Regions from separate parts of the Homo sapiens genome. Here region 1 is linked to region 2. A link is a contact called in ENCODE Hi-C or POLR2A ChIA-PET data. All regions are on one chromosome and are shown on one strand. The core of a region is the stretch at or near the end of the contact, and the rest is flanking DNA. Distances in the headings are between cores, read along the strand shown. Region 1 holds the start of LINC01433 (long intergenic non-protein coding RNA 1433). Region 2 overlaps PANK2 (pantothenate kinase 2).

Evidence for each region. A loop is a pair of places that touch in the nucleus more often than their neighbours do. ChIA-PET counts read pairs that join two places held with the same protein, here RNA polymerase II (POLR2A).
Region 1: a map of K562 shows a loop between it and region 2 (4-fold over the local background). The contact joins the promoter of LINC01433 here to the enhancer-like site in region 2. A Hi-C loop is called at or near these places in 1 of 168 maps with a recorded cell type or tissue (K562). POLR2A ChIA-PET finds 5 or more read pairs at or near these places in 1 of 52 experiments (activated CD4-positive, alpha-beta T cell).

What each region holds. Positions count from the first base shown.
Region 1 is chr20:4,191,786-4,196,219 of GRCh38, forward strand. LINC01433 (long intergenic non-protein coding RNA 1433) reads left to right here and starts at 1,305. Exons shown (of 3, transcript NR_033917.1): 1 at 1,305-1,461; 2 at 3,497-3,593; 3 at 3,741-4,168. RefSeq lists a silencer at 3,451-3,632.
Region 2 is chr20:3,925,222-3,929,549 of GRCh38, forward strand. It overlaps PANK2 (pantothenate kinase 2), which reads left to right. Exons shown (of 7, transcript NM_001386393.1): 7 at 1-4,328. It overlaps RNF24 (ring finger protein 24), which reads right to left. Exons shown (of 6, transcript NM_001134337.3): 6 at 2,090-4,328. Among named protein-coding and RNA genes, the nearest start is that of MIR103B2, 9.8 kb to the left of the region's middle. RefSeq lists an enhancer at 815-984. Within about 2 kb of position 2,499, at least 9 of the 41 ENCODE cell types and tissues checked have a DNase peak (open chromatin) inside an H3K27ac peak, as active enhancers do.

The sequences.
Region 1 (4,434 bases), core at 55-2,554, 270 kb after region 2:
CCAGCACTTTGAGAGGCCAAGGCAGGTGGATTGCTTGAGCTCAGGAGTTCAAGACCAGCCTGGGCAACAAGGCGAAACCCCGTCTCCACAAAAAATACAGAAATTAGCTGGGCATGGTGGTGCGTGCCTATAGTCTCAGCTACTGGGGAGGCTGAGGTGGGAGAAATGCTTGAACCCAGAAGGTTGAGTCCGCAGTGAGCTGTGATCATGCCACTGCACTCCAGCCTGAGCAACAGAGCAAGATTCCATCTCAAAACAGCAACAGCAACAACAACAACACAACAAAAACCCTCAAAACATTATGTTGAGTTAAAGAAGCCGGACAAAAGGCTATGTACTATATGATTTCTTTTATGTAACGTTCAAGAACTTGCAAAACTAATCTACTGTGTTGGAAATGAGGGGCTGGGGGTGGCGGCTGGGCAGGAGTGGGATGGGGGCACTTCCTGGGGTAACGGAAGTGTTCCACATCTTGATCTGGGTGGCGGTTGCATGGGCATACACGTTGGTAAAAATGCATCAAGTTATACATGGAAGAAAGTTTCAAGAGTCTGAGAATGCCTCCCTCCATTCTCCCATTCCAAAACATGGTCATATTGGCCCAGCTAATTTCCTCCTTGCAGCAGAGATGACACATCTGAGAGCAGATAAAGGGAGGAGGGGCCCTCTTAGGCCCCACTGGCTGCCTGGTGATAAGCAGTGACCTCAAATTAATATAGGATGTCACTGTTTACCAGCTCCATTGCCTGTATCCCCTTATCCTCTCTGCATCTGCAACCACGAAAGAGGGGTTGGGATTGTTCCACAGCAGAGGAAATGGAGGTTCTCGGAAGGACCTCGGGGAGGCCATGCAAGGCTACTCGGCTTGGAGAGGACATGACCTCGTGGGGAAGGGAGCAACCCGGGGAGGAAGCCGAGGGGGAGCCTTTGGACACACAGGCAGGGACAGGCGCCAGAGGGGGCACCTCCTGCAGTGTGCTGCCTCCACATCAATAATTGCATAATGTGGATACCATTTATGATTGACAGTTCCAAAAACCAAACTCACTCACTACAGATGAGCAAGGAAGAGCAAGAGCCATTCAGAAGTGAGGAGGTATGACGTACAAGGAACACAGGATATGTTTCATGCTGTGATGAAGTTTCACAATAGACTTGGCATAGATTGAAACCCAAAGGGCTCTATCAGAAGTGGCAAATGTGGCACGCTCAGGCCAACACCCATGCCAATGATTCCTATAAAATTCCCATTGCCTGGTAGAAGTTCACAGGAGAGGAAAGTTCTTTCCTGCACCAGGTTCTATGGAGAATTGGTTGCATGGTTTCTCGTGCTGTGGGCATCAGGGACTTCAGGTGAAGGTATTTAGCTGTGGCTTTGTGCAAACCTCAGAACTGTGTCCTCCAAGGGCCTGGGGTATTTGGCAGGCGCTGTCTCTTGCTGCCTTTGCTGCTGTATGACAGGTGAGTAATATGTTATATCCTATTTCTTGGGAGCTGCCTGGAGTGTCTGCCCCTCCTGCAAACAAATGTAGGAGTGAAGCACCTCTAGTTTGAGTCACCTTAACTTACTAGGTCCTGTTGGGGGTGAGCTCAAGGGTAACTCCAAGGTGCAGAGTGAGTTAGGCTGCTGGTTCAGTTCTTGAGAATTGCCTGTCTAATTAGTGGTCTGCCAAACTTAATGGTAGAGTTACAGAAGGCTGTATTCTTTATAATGACTGGCTGGGCTGTTTGTTGAGACTCCTTATTTGTGTAGGACAATCAAGCCATCAACACGCAGGCAGAGTTGTTGCTCTACTAAGGTGGCAGCCAGGACATCTAATCTTGTGTTATGTATTTAATATTAAAAAAGGGGGTCGTTCACTGCCCTGTTTCATACTGTTCAGCTTGAGACTGGTAGGTACAAAAGTCTTCTCACTTCCCATGATTCTAGCGGTGATTGTTTAACACCGATTTTGCCAGAACGTTCAAAGCCTGGATCTCTCTCAGAGAATGCAAAGTGTTAGGCACATTTTATTTCTGCAAACTCTGTGTTTGTGCAATTTCAATGCGTTGGATTGGGTATTCCCTCTCCATTTCACTGTAGTCCCAGCTACTCCCTTTTGTCTTAGATCTGCTACCATCCCACTCCCATACATGGGGCACATGGGGTTACACAGCTGTCTTTCATCCCCAGTTCAAGGTCATGTGGCCACTTTATTATGCCTTGAAGCTCTTTCTTCTCTTCTATGAGCTACTTGGGTGTGCTTTCTGTTACTTGAGCCATTGGTTCCTCCTCTTTTGCTCAAATTAGTTTGGGTTAGGCTTCTGTCACTTCTGATCAGTTCAAACTAATTAAAATTGGTTCCAGGACTGGAGTTTTACATTTGGTCTGTCATTTCACTGGGTCTCTTTCTAATACCCTCAACTCTCTTACCCCCTGTTTTGTTAAAGCCAATTGACACAATTCCAATCAGCATTCAGTCTACAGCTACGGCTGGGCCACCATCAGTTGCTGCTGGAAAAAAACAGAGCCACACCTGCTGGCCGAAGCAAAGCAAATAACAACACTGCCTGCAGAATCTTTCCAGGGACTTAACATATTTAAAGCAGAAATTCTGCTTCTTCCTAAATCTAATCTACCCTTGGTCTTCCACATTTGAGTAAGTGGTACCACCATTTGGCCCAGGGCAAACACCTGGGCCATCATCAACTCCTTTTTCTTTCATATTCCACATCTGATCATCAGATTTGCAATCAGCAAATCTTGTTGGCTCTCCCTACAAAACACATCCTGAGTCTGATGACTTTGAGCCTCCTTCACCGCTCCTCACATCTCTGCTGTGTATGGCTGCAACAGCCTCCTAAGTGGGGTTCCTTTTTCCACGACTGTCCCTTTTAGCCTGTCCTCTACACAGCAGCAGCATGATCCTTTCAAAATATAAATCCAGCCACGCCACTTCCCTGGTTCTTAGTAACAACCATCATGCTAACGATCAAAGGTGATTTCCAACATCCTATGTGATCTGTCTCCCTGGGTCGCACCTCCTCTCCACCCTCTCCTTCCCTTTACCCTGGCTGTCCTCCTTAACTGAAATGCCCCCGTACCCCAGATATTTGCAAGGCTCTTTGCTGCTGCCTTCAGATCTCTACTCAGATGTCACTTCTTTGGGAAGACTTCCTGAGCAAAAGACTTCCTTGAGCACCTTGTTTCCACAGCCTCCCGCACTCTCTGCTCTCTCATCCTGCCTGTTTCTTCATAGTCCTTCTCTTTCCCCGATGTTTTTGGTTTTGATGTTTATGTGTTTATTTATTTTCCCTCAACCCCGAATGTAAGTTCTATGTTCACTTCTGCACGTCCAATGAGTCCAAAATAGTGCCTAGCATAATAGGTTATCAATAAATATTTGCAGAATGAATAAGCAAGGGATTGAAGAAGCCAAGATAAATGGTGGAAATCCGGAGGACACCCCTCTCCACCATCATTTGTCAATAGGCAATTTGGTCTCTTGCTTCATAGACAAAATAGAAGCCACCTGGAGGCAACTTCCTCACCCATCGACAAGCTCACCAGCCTTCATGCCTGTCCTTTGGAGCTTCCCTGCAGACAGTGGCAGGTAAGGCTTCTGCCTCTCCTAGGCTGACCCTCCACCTGTGCTTCCCATGCCTCAAGTGCAGGGACGTCGCCTCGTCCTTTCCGTCCCCTATCATTCTACTTCATCCTTTCTACCCACATTTCACTATGCTCATGTCTTTCCCATCAGCCACCTTCCTCGGGAACCACCTTCCTGGGCCTCTCCTTCAGTCAAGCTGCACAGCAGCATTTTCTACACTTGCTCTGGCGGCATCCTCACTGTCATGCACTAGCGGTTGTTGGTGAGGTTCTTCAGGCTGCAGATGGAGACATGGGAAGGGCTGGACTGGCTCCCCTTCTCACTGTGGCTGGGCAGGGTAGGGGGTACCCCGGCTTCCAGGATCTCTGGAAGCAAGGACAACCTCAAGGGCTGATCCACATCCTCTGGTGCCATCTGCCGCCCAGATGGGGACACAGCCCTCTTGCTGCACCGAGAAAATGTGTGTCCTGGATTCTCCGTGAGCTTTTCTGAATTAAAACAAACAACATAAAATCATGGGAGTGCCTTTAATTACTGTTGAATAAGTGAATAAAATAAGATTATAATATTCTACAGTATCATTTATTTTTCATTCTTAACATTATAAAGAGGGCTTGTTGGCTGGGCGCGGTGGCTCACGCCTGTAATCCCAGCCCTTTGGGAGGCTGAGGCGGGCAGATCACCTGAGGAGTTCGAGGCCAGCCTAACCAAGATGGGGAAACCCTCGTCTCTACTAAAAATACAAAATTAGCCGGGCATGGTGGCGCATGCCTGTAATCCCAGCTACTCGGGAGGCAGAGGCAGGAGAATCACTCGAACCCGGGAGGTGGAGGTTGCAGTGAGC
Region 2 (4,328 bases), core at 1,249-3,748:
CAGTAAACCCTGTCACTCCACAGCAGGGTTTTTGAGACAGTCTCGCTGTGTCACCCAGGTGGAGTGCAGTGGGGCGATCTCAGCTCACTGCAACCTCTGCCTTCCAGGCTCAAGCAATTCTCCTGCCTTAGCCTCCTGCGTAGCTGAGACTACAGGCATGTGCCACCATGGCTGGCTAATTTTTATATTTTTAGTAGAGATGGGGTTTCACCATGATGGCCAGGCTGGTCTCGAACTCCAGACCCCAGGTGATCCGCCTGCCTTGGCCTCCCAAAGTGCTGGGAATACAGGTGTGAGCCCCTGCGCCCGGCTCACAGCAGGGTTCTTGATAGGCCACCAGTGAATCCCATGCCACCGAATCTGGCATTCATTTCACAGCCTCATCTCAGTTCTCACTCAGCAGAGCCCTCTTGCCTGTCCTGCCACCCAGGCTACTAATGTTCTGGTTCATTCTCTGCTGACAGTTAGCTGTGGCTGTCCTCAGCCTCAGTCCTGGGTCTCCCCAAGCAGTCATTAGCATCACCTTGACTGATTTCCAGGGAACACTTCAACCACCCCTTACCTCTGAGCTCCAGCCCCGAGACACTGCCTTCTCTCTGCATTTGTTGATCTCTGTGCAGCAGTGCCCACATCCTCATCCCAGCTTACTGCCGTCTCACCACCTTCAGGTTGTGAGGTGCCCATAAACTCTGCTGTTACCATTGCCACTTCCCTGTCTTAGCAGCTGTCCCTTTCAGTCTGCCCTCCACTAGTGGCCATGAAGGGGGCTGTGACCGTGGTCCAGGTGAGAAAGGAAGGCCTGAACTAAGATGGGAGGTGGGTGGCCAGAATGGAGAGGGGAGAAGTGGATGGCCAGAATGGAGAGATGCTTAGAGGGCTGTGTTGGGAAGTGGTGACTGGATACAGGGGAGGGAGGAGAGATACAAGAGGGCACCTGGGCTCATTTGTGGACTACGTGATTTTGAGACTCCAAATAAGCACTGGGTATTTGGGTTGGAGATACAGAGCTGAGAATGATATGCATGTAGGTGGGCAAAGCAAGGGGGATTTCATGAGTTCTAAGGTAGGGTGAGAAAAATAACCGAGAGTTGAGCAGTGACGGAGGAAGCTGCAAAGAAAACGACTGCTCAGGGAGAGGCTGGCCAGGGGCCTGTGGCTCAGGGGACTGAGAAGAGGAGCTCTCTAGGCATCTGAATTGAGGTTGCCCACAATTGGTTGCAAGATCGTGGCTGGCCTTGATGGAAGCTGGGAAGCCACTCGGTCCTAGTGAGGGGTGGTGAGGAGAGCAGCAACGGCCACACAGGAAGGCTTTGGACGTTTTTTCTCCTGACACTAGTTATTTCCAGGCCTGGGATATAGCTAGGGGCTTGGGGTGGGGGCAACTCTTTGCAGGGTGGTGTGGCCTGTGGAGGAAACAGGCTCAGTTCCACTACTTTGGCCAGGTGCAATGGCTCATGCCTGTAATCCCAGCACTTTGGAAGGCCAAGGCGGGTGGATCACCTGAGGTCAGGAGTTCAAGACCAGCCTGGACAACATGGTGAAACCCCGTCTCTACTGAAAATACAAAAATAATTAGCCGGGAATGGTGGTGCGTGCCTGTAATCCCAGGTACTCGAGAGGCTGAGGCAGACAGTTGCTTGAACCTGGGAGGCAGAGGTTGCTGCAGTGAGCCGAGATTGCTGCACTGCACTCCAGCCTGGGTGACAGCAAGACTGTCTCAAAAAAAAAAAAAAAAAAAAATCCGCTATTTCAGGTCACCCTGGTGCTGGCGTTCACGTGGAAGACTGCTTATCTGTATCCAGCTGTTTGCAGAGCTCAGGGAGGCCAGGGGGCTTCAGACTCCACTGTACTCTGCATTCCAGGATTCTCTGTTCTCTGGCTGTGGTGGCCTGACACACTCTTCACCACTGACCCCACCCCCGCTTGCACACTATGCCACAGGAAGGGCAGGGGCTTCCATCACAATCACTCAGTACTAGTTACCAGCTCTGATAGAATTACTCACCTTGAGTTTCCAAGTCTTGCTGAAGGTGCTTGCGTAAGTGGCACATGGATGTTCCCTCTGTTCAAAGGCATATGCACAACACTATTTTTCAAAATTTGCTTTTATTTACACGTTTGAGTCAATTACATGCATGTTTTATTTTTGAGGAGTGATTAGCAAAATGCATTAAAATTTTAAAATAGCAATTAAATATACAAAAATATAGCTTACAAAAAACTGCGAATGTTTAAAAATATTCTGCTGCAGAATTTTTAGTGTACAAAGACGTCTATGAAACCTGAGGTTCAGCATTTCATAAACCTTTTTTTGAGGGAGTTACACAATACCTAGTGAGGAAACCCGAGGGCCAAACTACAAGACGAAAAAGTGCCCCGTTCCTGGCAATGATGTCAGAAGACCAAGAGGCGATAGTTACCAGCAACACTCTAGGAAGACCAGCTGTCACCAGAAGGGAGTTCCTAACACTTGCCACACCTGCTCCCCCGACCGGGGGCCTGGGAGGGAAGGGCAGATGGAGAGGAACGGTGTGCAGTGGGCGTGAGATGCAGATCCACCAGGCTTGGGACTGGCAAAGGGAGCTGAGAAGAGAGTTCCCCCAAAGCACAAACAAGTCTGCTGACACTGGTGGGGCCCTTACAGTCACAGAAGTAAGGACTGGATGGTAAGCCAAAGGTGCTGATGCTTGGTCAAAAAGTGGAGTACATCTTTGCATCTTGTAACAATTTGGGCTCTACAGCTGAATTGGCAAAGTAAGGTTTACTACACAAGCCCCTCTTTTTCTTCTGATATCCCCACTCAAATGGAAGCACACTCCCCAGCACATGGGGATCCCTTATTAATCTTTACTAAAGAACCGTGAACCAGCATTTTCCAGTTATCAACTGGATATTTAGGCATGAATCTGGACATGTCCATCTGCTTAAGAAATCTGCTTAAGAAATCTGTAACAGCTACAGGAAAAGACACACCCAGGGCCAGAGATTCTACAAATGCCAGAAGAGTGGATGTGATAGAGAATTTTTTCTCAAGTTTTGGGTTAGGGCACCAGTTGCAATTTTAATCCAGGGGAGGATCTGGGCTGCTGCTGTAGGGGGCAAGTACACCAGGGAGGTGGGTGTGGACAGAGGCACTGGGCAGCTGCTGGGAAGCGAGGCACAAGTCTGTGCCCCTACTCCCAGGGCTGCCTGGAGGAAGCAGCTCTAACTTTCATCAGCGGGGACAAAAATGAACTTAAACTAAAAAAATTATTGGCCGGGCGCAGTGGCTCACGCCTGTAATCCCAGCACTTTGGGAGGTCAAGGCAGGTGCATCACGAGGTCAGGAGATCGAGACCATCCTGGCTAACACGGTGAAACTCCGTCTGTACTAAAAATACAAAAAATTAGCCGAGCGTGGTGGCGGGCACCTGTTGTCCCAGCTCCCGAGGCGGGAGAATGGCGTGAACCTGGGAGGCGGAGCTTGCAGTGGGCCAAGATCGTGCCACTGCATTCCAGCCTGGGTGACAGAGCGAGACTCCGTCTCAAAAAAAAAAAAAAAAAAAAAAAAAAAAAAAATTGTTGGGGTAATTTCTGTTGTCAAATGGAAAACAAGGCATAAAGGGAAAATTCTGTAGGAAGCATTTTCTTTTCTTGTGTGTTTTTTTGAGACGGAGTCTCGCTCTGTTGCCCAGGCTGGAGTGCAGTGGGGATCTTGGCTCACTGCAACTTCTGTCTCCCGGGTTCAATCAATTCTCCTGTCCCAGCCTCCTGAGTGGCTGGGATTACAGGCATGCGTCACCACACCCGGCAAATTTTTGTATTTTTAGTAGAGGGGGTTTCACCATATTGGTCAGGCTGGTCTTGAACTCTTGACCTAAGGTGATCCGCCTGCCTCGGCCTCCCAAAGTGCTGGGATGTTGGGATTACAGGCGTGAGCCATCGCGCCCGACCAGAAGCATTTTCTTTTCAAAGTGTGTGCACAGAGTGAGGAGGCCAGCCTGGGCAACATAGTGAGTTGAGACCTGTCTCTACAAAAAAATAATTACGAAAATTAGCCAGGTGTGCTGGTGTGCACCTGTAGACGCAGCTACAGACTGAGGCGGGAGGATCACTTGAGTCCAGGAAGTTGAGGCTGCAGTGAGCTACAATGGTGCCACTGCACTCCAGTCTGGGTAACAAGACCCTGTCTCAACAACAACGAAAAGTTGGGAGGGAAAGGGAGTAGCTCCATGAACTGACGCTGGACATTCAGGCATATCCACATGAGACTCACTGTGCACTTGCTCAGTAGCTAAGATGTCTGCCCCACAAAATAGAAGCCTTCAGTTGCTGCTGCTCAAACTCCT